Regions from separate parts of the Homo sapiens genome. Here region 2 is linked to region 1. Evidence: chromatin loops called from intact Hi-C (ENCODE). Cell type or tissue: endothelial cell of umbilical vein. All regions are shown on one strand.

Region 1 (4,000 bases):
TGTTGTTTTGTTTTGGAGGCCAGGGTTGGGTTGGTTGTTTAATCACACAAATTATTGTATTCGCGATGATGATTTCTGGCTAACAAACCCAAGTTGAGATAAGGACGCTGAACAATCAGCAAAGTGATTTTCTCCACACATCAGTCTCTCAATTATTTATATCCTAGTAACATTTATAGCTATTTCAAATCACTATAGGTCATTTCAAATCAGTATAATTTATTTGCAAATTTAAAAAGCGGCAACATGTAAATCCTCAAATGTCCAGGTCCTCCCAGTTCCTGTACTTCCCCAGTCAGGACAGTCTTCACTCTTCACTGTCATTAGATTTTCTTTCCCCTAATAAACAGTCAAGACCAAGAAGGTTGGCGTCTCCCACCCTTAACAAAGCATGGGTAGTAAATATTTTGTTAATAAGTAAATTAATGTATAGCAAAATACATGTATACATTTTACACATATTCTTAGATTCCTTTCTCTGCATCTAACTGTAACATAATCACAATGCCAACATACAAATTCTGTCTTCAATTAGATAAGATGTTTAAAGCATTGCATTATAGCTATTAGTCTTTAATGCTAGACTGTAAGCCTCATATTTGCTCACCCTATGTCTCAGGATTTAGAAAGCCCACAATGTAGTAGGAACTTAACAAATGTTTGTTAAATAAGTGAAGTCAGTCAATTCGGAATGACAAAACACAAAAGTGGTTAACTTAGATATAGTAAGAGTATTCAAAGGGCAATGCCGTCATACATGGAACACTTTCGGATCTATGGAATTAGAGCAGTCAGGCAACTGACACCCTATGTAGATAATTTTAAGATTTTGACAGGGCTTCAAAGACAAAAACAGCTCAACCTTCTGATCTTCAAACCGAGCCAGCTGAGATCCAGAAAAGTGAACTGTACTTCGCTAAATGTTTGCCAGTTATTGCAGACCCGAATTCACACGTGGGTTTCAGATCTCTTTTCAGTACTACATCCTCACTGGTAAAGGTAATAGAAGAATTCGAGGGGAATGAGCTGTAGGGACTAAAAAATTAGAAACCTAAACTTGGTGGCACAAGAATCAGCAAACAACTGGCTGTGAGTGAATCTTTGAAACCTATGCCAAGGGTTGTCTTTGTCATTAAGCACTGAATATCCAGCTGGGCTATGTTGGAGATAGGGAGTAGCAAAAGGAAGGGAAAGCACTTCTAAATGGCTTCTGTCCCCACTTAAATGGCTGCATGTCATGAGATGATATTGCTAGCATATAATAAATACTGTTGGCTAATGTCTTTAGTGCTACCAAAAATAACTGAACACACTTCCCATTTCCCTCATTTTTTTTTAAGGATGACTATTTCCACTTCCAATTATTATCACTTCTCTCGGTAGTAATATTACTGGCTATTATGTTACTTATATCAAATCAGAAAAAAATGAAAAGCAAAAAATAAACTGATTTAATTCAGCCCATAAATAAGAAAAAAAGAAAGAGATGTAAATACAATTTAGTATTTAAGCTACATGAAGGTAGGGACCAAGTCTATGTTGATCCCAGACGACTACAGACCCAGATATCTGAATTGAAACTTAGGTCATTCCTAATTTCAAGCAAAACAGGGTAATATCTCCTTTCACCCCATCACTCCCCCTGCTCCCAAATTATATTATAATTCAGAGCACCTGCAGTGTAGCAGAAGGAATTCCCCATCCCCTACCTAACTGGGATTCCTGGACAGGACAGGCGAGGGGCACAAGAGACAGTCAGCCTGATTTCACCTAACAAGCTCGGTAAGAAGAGGTCCAGAGTTAGAAGAGTTGGAAAAGGTATAAACTAGCGCGATTCCTCCAAAAACCGCATTCAGAAAGCTTTAGACAGGACAGTCTAGACAGTCCAGGCCCGCGTCTGCAGGTTGCCCGGCAACAGGCGCCGCAGCGCAGGGCTTCTGATTACACTCTGACCTCCAGGGACGAAAAGGTCGTCGGCCCAAGTCCCTTGTTCGTTCTACGCCACCTCCCGCCCCCGCCAATCTGCCTCCTCAGTTCCGCTGCCTGGCTGACCGGAACTGAGCTTGTGGCCGGAGACCCCGCCACGCTCTCAGAAGTACTTGCTGGCTGGAAAACCCAAAGGGGTGAAACCTCAGCTACAGCCGCCGCAGCCTCCCAGGGAACCGGCTCCGCGGCGCCCCTAAACCCCGGCGAGGAGCCGGAGCGGACTCACTCACCCGCGCTTCTCCTGAGCAGGGAAAGGGCCAAAGCCCGGCCCGGATCCACGGCGGTTGTTGTGTAATTCTTTGTCTAATTGAATTCTGTTTAACATATTTCATAAGGCACCTGTCTGTGCACAGAGCCCAGAATGACGTTTTGAGGAGAAGAAATTTAAGCATATGCTACAATATCTGCTCTCAAGGAGCTTGCACTTATTTTTTTTAAAGACTGTAATATATTATATAGAGATACATAGATATTAGACATGGATATTACTTTAAATTTGTGTGACTATGTACATATAGATGATTACATGAATAATTGCATATATATGTATGTGTATTTGTGTGTGTATATATAATTAAAATTTAAAATGATGTGTGGAAAGGGCAAAGGCCTAGAAATCAAGAAACCTGCATTTTATTCTTTGCCTTTTTTTTTTTTTGAGACGGAGTTTCCTTCTTGTTGCCCAGGCTGGAGTGCAATGGCACAATCTCGACTCACTGCAACCTCTGCCTCCCAGGTTCAAGCGATTCTCCTGCCCCAGCCTCCCAAGTAGTTGGGATTACATGCGCCCACCACCACGCCCGGTTAATATTTTGTATCTTTATATAGAGGGGGTTTCACCATGTTGGGCAGGCTGGTCTCGAACTCCTGACCTCAGGTGATACCCTGCCTCAGACTCCCAGAGTGCTGTGATTTACAGGCATGAGCCACCATGCCCGGCCTAAATATTTTTATGTATGCTCTGTACACAATATCTTGGCATCAACTCCTCATCTATAAAGGGAAAAAGCTGGTTTGAGATAATTCCAAGGATCCACTCCACTCTAATATGCACTAACTTTCCTAAATTACACAGCCAAGAGTCAGATATTCAAATTAGAAGTAAGAGTTTATGAAAGTTAATCCAGTTCTTTCATAATCATGTTTTTCTAATCTGCAGTAACTTTTCAAAATTAGCTCCCCTCAGAATGTATGTATCAAAACGTGAATATTTCCAGTATTTCCTGGTGCAAATTTGGGAGTAAAAATACAAATAAATTTTTAAAGTATAAAAATAGTGAAGGAAATGAGGTATAATGTAATCACTCTGTATTTTTCTGCTGCACTCCATAAAATTCATCTATCCATTACCCCCACATAGAAAGAAAAGCAAAAATAAATAGCAGAAAACACACATAAAAATAAAACAGAAAGCTAAATTTAACTTTTTTTTTTTTTTGAGACGGAGTCTCGCTCTGTCGCCCAGGCTGGAGTGCAGTGGCGGGATCTCGGCTCACTGCAAGCTCCGCCTCCCGGGTTCACGCCATTCTCCTGCCTCAGCCTCCCAAGTAGCTGGGACTACAGGCGCCCGCCACTACGCCCGGCTAATTTTTTGTATTTTTAGTAGAGACAGGGTTTCACCGTTTTAGCCGGGATGGTCTCGATCTCCTGACCTCGTGATCCGCCCCCCTCGGCCTCCCAAAGTGCTGGGATTACAGGCGTGAGCCACCGCGCCCGGCCTAAATTTAACTTTTAAAAAGTTATAAAAGAACTTAAAAATTCTGGTGCACCAACTAACCTTGGCCATTCCAGAAATAGATGTTCAAGAAAATAACATTAGGACATGCACTTGTTGATTCCTGGCAATTAGACTTTTTACACCTAAATTGTTTTAGTATTTCTGAATATAGCTGTCTAAGCCATTGGGAACATGATCTAAAAAACATAATGTATACAATTCAGACATTTTATTAAAAACGTCTCTTAGAAGAGCAATAATCTTGGATTATGTTTGACTATATATACTCTACTTTTG
Region 2 (4,000 bases), 530 kb before region 1:
TTACTAAAAATTTTGAAGATGAATTGAAAAATTAACCATTTAAAAAAGAGCAATTGCTAAAACATAGTGAAGGTTTTTATATAAACTATAAAAATATAATCCTTGTACAAAATTCAAATTATTTAGATGTTATGACTATGTCTTGCATACAGTAAAGTAGGTCCCTTATATTTAAAGATATTGGTATTTAAAAATTAAAATAACATATATCTATTACTTCCTACTTATATATGAATTCATATATATATATATATATATATATATATATATATATATATATATATATGGCTTAATTAAACTTGAAGGTTCTAAGAAACAAGAATGAAAATGAACTCATAGAAGAAAGTTCACTAAGCAAGTAAGCAAAAAAAGTGCTTAGCCTCAACTTAGAATTGCAAAAAGAATAGAAAGGAATATGTACTTTCCACCTTTGCTCAGGTTCTATCTCTTAGTAATGTCATATAATCCTTGGAAACAGCCTGACAGGATTACGCAACACAAGTTCCCTCAAGTATTATTTCATTGCTCTTTGGGGTAACCAAACCTTACAGACTGTCAGCCAGCACTACGGTTTAAAAAGGACATTCCACAGTGAGTTAGAAGCTTGCTCTGACTTCACTATTTTATTCTGGGCCTTCTGAATGGGCTGTCAGTTTGAAGGTTACTAGACTTGGAGATAATTTAGACTATAATACAAAGCATGTCAGATAAATAAAACCTCTTAAAATTTCACTTTCCTCTAAAACTTGAGATATTGTTACCAAATTAGATTCAATATTGTGACTTGTGTGTTTACTAAACATACATAAATAAATATATGTTTTCATTAACACACAGACATATATATGGTTTGTCTATTAACACTATAGTTGCTTTATAAATGTATTGCATTTGTAAATGTTTTGGTTCTCCCATTTTTTATTCTAAATCTCAGCAATTCATATGTTGACACCTGGCAGATATGGTTAGTTTTTAGAGTGACAAACATTTAGTAGCTAGGAGAGCTGGCCCTTCCTAAAGTCTGCTAAAACTTATCATTGACAGATTTTGCTTTGTCAATCATAAACCAGACACAGTCCCAGAATTCATTATCCATTGTACCATTCTAAAGAGATTGCTATTTTTTGTAGCATAGTCCTAAAATGACTCGATGCACTCATTTTAAAATCTTTTTTAAAAATATCACAACAAAAACCAGATCCTAGAAGTATGGAAAATGATTTAAAGATTTACTTGTAACTATCAAATGTATTCTCCAAGTAGGAATACTTTAAGTAAATGAAACAAAGGCAATTTATATTGTCCAAAAGCATGAAGAAAATCTCTGACCTAGATTATACAAATTTTTGGTTTTGGAGAACATTACAGATTTTATTTTCTCCCTAGCAAATATATTTTCCAATTACATCTTTAGGCTACTACTAATATAAATTTGCATCCTTTAGCATACCTGGTTATTGAAAGGGCTAGACAGATGGGAGGGACACACAGACAATTTTTCATTTTCCACTTCTTTCTTTCCTTCTCTAATCTCTCTTATCTTCAAAACTTTCCTTAATCTTTTTCACTCTGTTTATACCCCTTTGCTTTCTTTTTTCATGTTCAGTCTTTTATTCCTCTTTCATTCATTTATGTAAATATTTTCTACTTTATCTGGGGAAAATCTTTCTACCTTCTGACAAAATCTCAACCTTTGGTCCTTTTCGGTCAAACTGTTTTCTGTGCTTTATTAACAGTTTAGTGTCACACTGATCAACTTTGAGGGTGACATGTAGCATGAATCTAATAACAGTAGTGAATACTTTAAATAGTGAATGAACACTATCTATTAGAATGCAAGTTGCATGAGAGTAGGGATTTTTTTTTATTAAAAGTATATTCCTGGGCCAGGCGCAGTGGCTCAAGCCTGTAATCCCAGCACTTTGGGAGGCCAAGATGGGTGGATCACAAGGTCAGGAGTTGGAGACCATCCTGGCCAACATAGTGAAACCTCATCTCTACCAAAAATACAAAAATTAGCAAGCTGTCGTGGCGCTCACCTATAGTCCTAGCTACTGGAGAGCCTGAGGCATGAGAATCCCTTGAACCTGGGAGGCGGAGGTTGCAGTAAGCCAAGATCGTGCCACTGCACAGTGTGGCCGACAGAGGGAGACTCTGTCTCAAAAAAAAAAAAAAAGCATATTCCTAATGTTTTAAAAGTTCCTAAGGTATGTAGAAAAAATCAGAAGAGTAGGAGAAAAGGAGTTTCAGATTTTGTTTGTTTAAAACAGTCCTGGATTGGGTCTTTTGATGATGCCAGGTTTCCATTAAGGGACCAGGGAAGTACAATGTTGACAAATGTGATACATGCTGTAGTAGAATCGTGTGCAGGGGATGAATGGGTGTCCTGGCATGGGAACTCTTAAATCTGTCTAAAATAATGAGAAAGATGTCACAGGGAAAATAATATGTGAGTTGCATCTTGAAACGTGAATAGAAATTCATTGGCTATAGAAGGGAGAGGGGCATACCAAGAAAGGAAAAAGCAAATACATTATGGAATATTGGATAAGATTTTTCCTGATGCTCGAGGATTAGTAAATAGCACTCTCATTCTCTATTACCAAAGTTCACTGAATTCCAGCAGAGAAGACCTGCTATAATCTTCTTTTCCTTGCTCACTTCCAATTATATGAGGAAAGGGTGAGATTATGTGGCTATGGTGGTAAAAGTCACTGAGTTTTTAGATGGGTGGCAATGAAGCTTCTTGTATTCTCCATCTTGAAGATGTGGGAATGTGAGAGATTCTCAGGAAGAGTAGAAGCTGTGGAAGGAACCCACCAACATTCTCCAGATAGCAAAATGAGTTTGCAATCTACACGGAGAATTGCAAACTTCAATCCACTGAAGTATAGAAACATGACTTCTCCCATCCCAAAATCTTCCTTTGTCCCATCCCAAAATCTTCCTTTCTCCCTATCCTCAAATATGGGGATGTGGAATCTAGAAGAAGAAAGAAAGCAAAGCAGTAAAAGAGCTGAATACTCCACTTTTCCAAGCAGAAGTTTGGTTTGCATTGAGTTTGGAGACCACTTTGGAATAGAATATAAGTTTAGAGATTAAACAGGAATGAATGAATTTTAAATGCAGAAAGTGACTGTGTATTTATATAATCTGACCAAAACAGCATGCTACTGATACAAAAGCAGACACATAGGCCAATGGAACAGACTACAGAACCTAGAAATAAGACTGCACACCTACAACCATCTCATCTTCAACAAACCTGACAAAAACAAACAAAGTGGGAAGGATTCTCTATGCAATAAATGATGTTGGGGTAACTGGCTAGCCATATGCAAAAGATTAAAACTGAACCCCTTCCTTACACCACATACATAAATTAACTCAAAATGGATTAAAGGCTTAAATGGAAAACCCAAAACTATAAAAACTCTGGAAGGCAACCTAGGCAGTATGATTTAGGGCATAGGCATGGGCAAAAATTTCATGATGAAGATGGCAAAAGCAATTGCAACAAAAACAAAAACTGACAAATGGGATCTAATTAAACTTAGAGCTTCTAGACAGCAAATGAAACTATCAAGAGGGTAAACAGATAACCTACATAATGGGAGAAAATTTTTACAAACTATGCACCTGACAAAGATCTAATGTCCAGAATCTATAACAAACTTAAACAAATTTACAAGGAAGACAACCAAACAACCCCGTTAAAAAGTAGGCAAAGGACATGAACAGACACTTTTTAAAAGAAGACATACATGTGACCAACAATCATATGAAAAAAAGCTCAAAGTCATTGATCATAACAGAAATGCAAATCAAAACCACAAGGAGATACCATCTCACACCAGTTAGAATGGCTATTAAAAAGTAAAAAAATAACAGATGCTGGAGAGTTTGTGGAGAAAAGGCAGCACTTATATACTGTTTATGAGAGTGTAAACTAGTTCAGCCATTGTTGAAAACAGTGTGGTGATTCCTCAAAGACCTAAAG

Evidence for each region. Peaks named below come from ENCODE experiments on the same cell type or tissue, not always from the same donor. Only the 100,000 strongest peaks of a DNase experiment are listed, where the experiment ranks them.
Region 2: it touches region 1 in a loop (7-fold over the local background); 1 of 110 quality-filtered maps calls a loop at or near these places.

Annotation. Positions count from the first base shown.
Region 1 is chr12:75,328,158-75,332,157 of GRCh38, forward strand. CAPS2 (calcyphosine 2) reads right to left here and starts at 2,167. Exons shown (of 17, transcript NM_001355024.4): 1 at 1,710-2,167. RefSeq lists an enhancer at 2,074-2,123. In endothelial cell of umbilical vein, no CTCF peak of the experiment used is centred here; a DNase peak (open chromatin) is centred at 2,164; H3K4me3 peaks cover 589 bases.
Region 2 is chr12:74,801,300-74,805,299 of GRCh38, forward strand. No RefSeq gene overlaps it. Among named protein-coding and RNA genes, the nearest start is that of ATXN7L3B, 270 kb to the left of the region's middle. In endothelial cell of umbilical vein, a CTCF peak has its summit at 2,129; no DNase peak of the experiment used is centred here.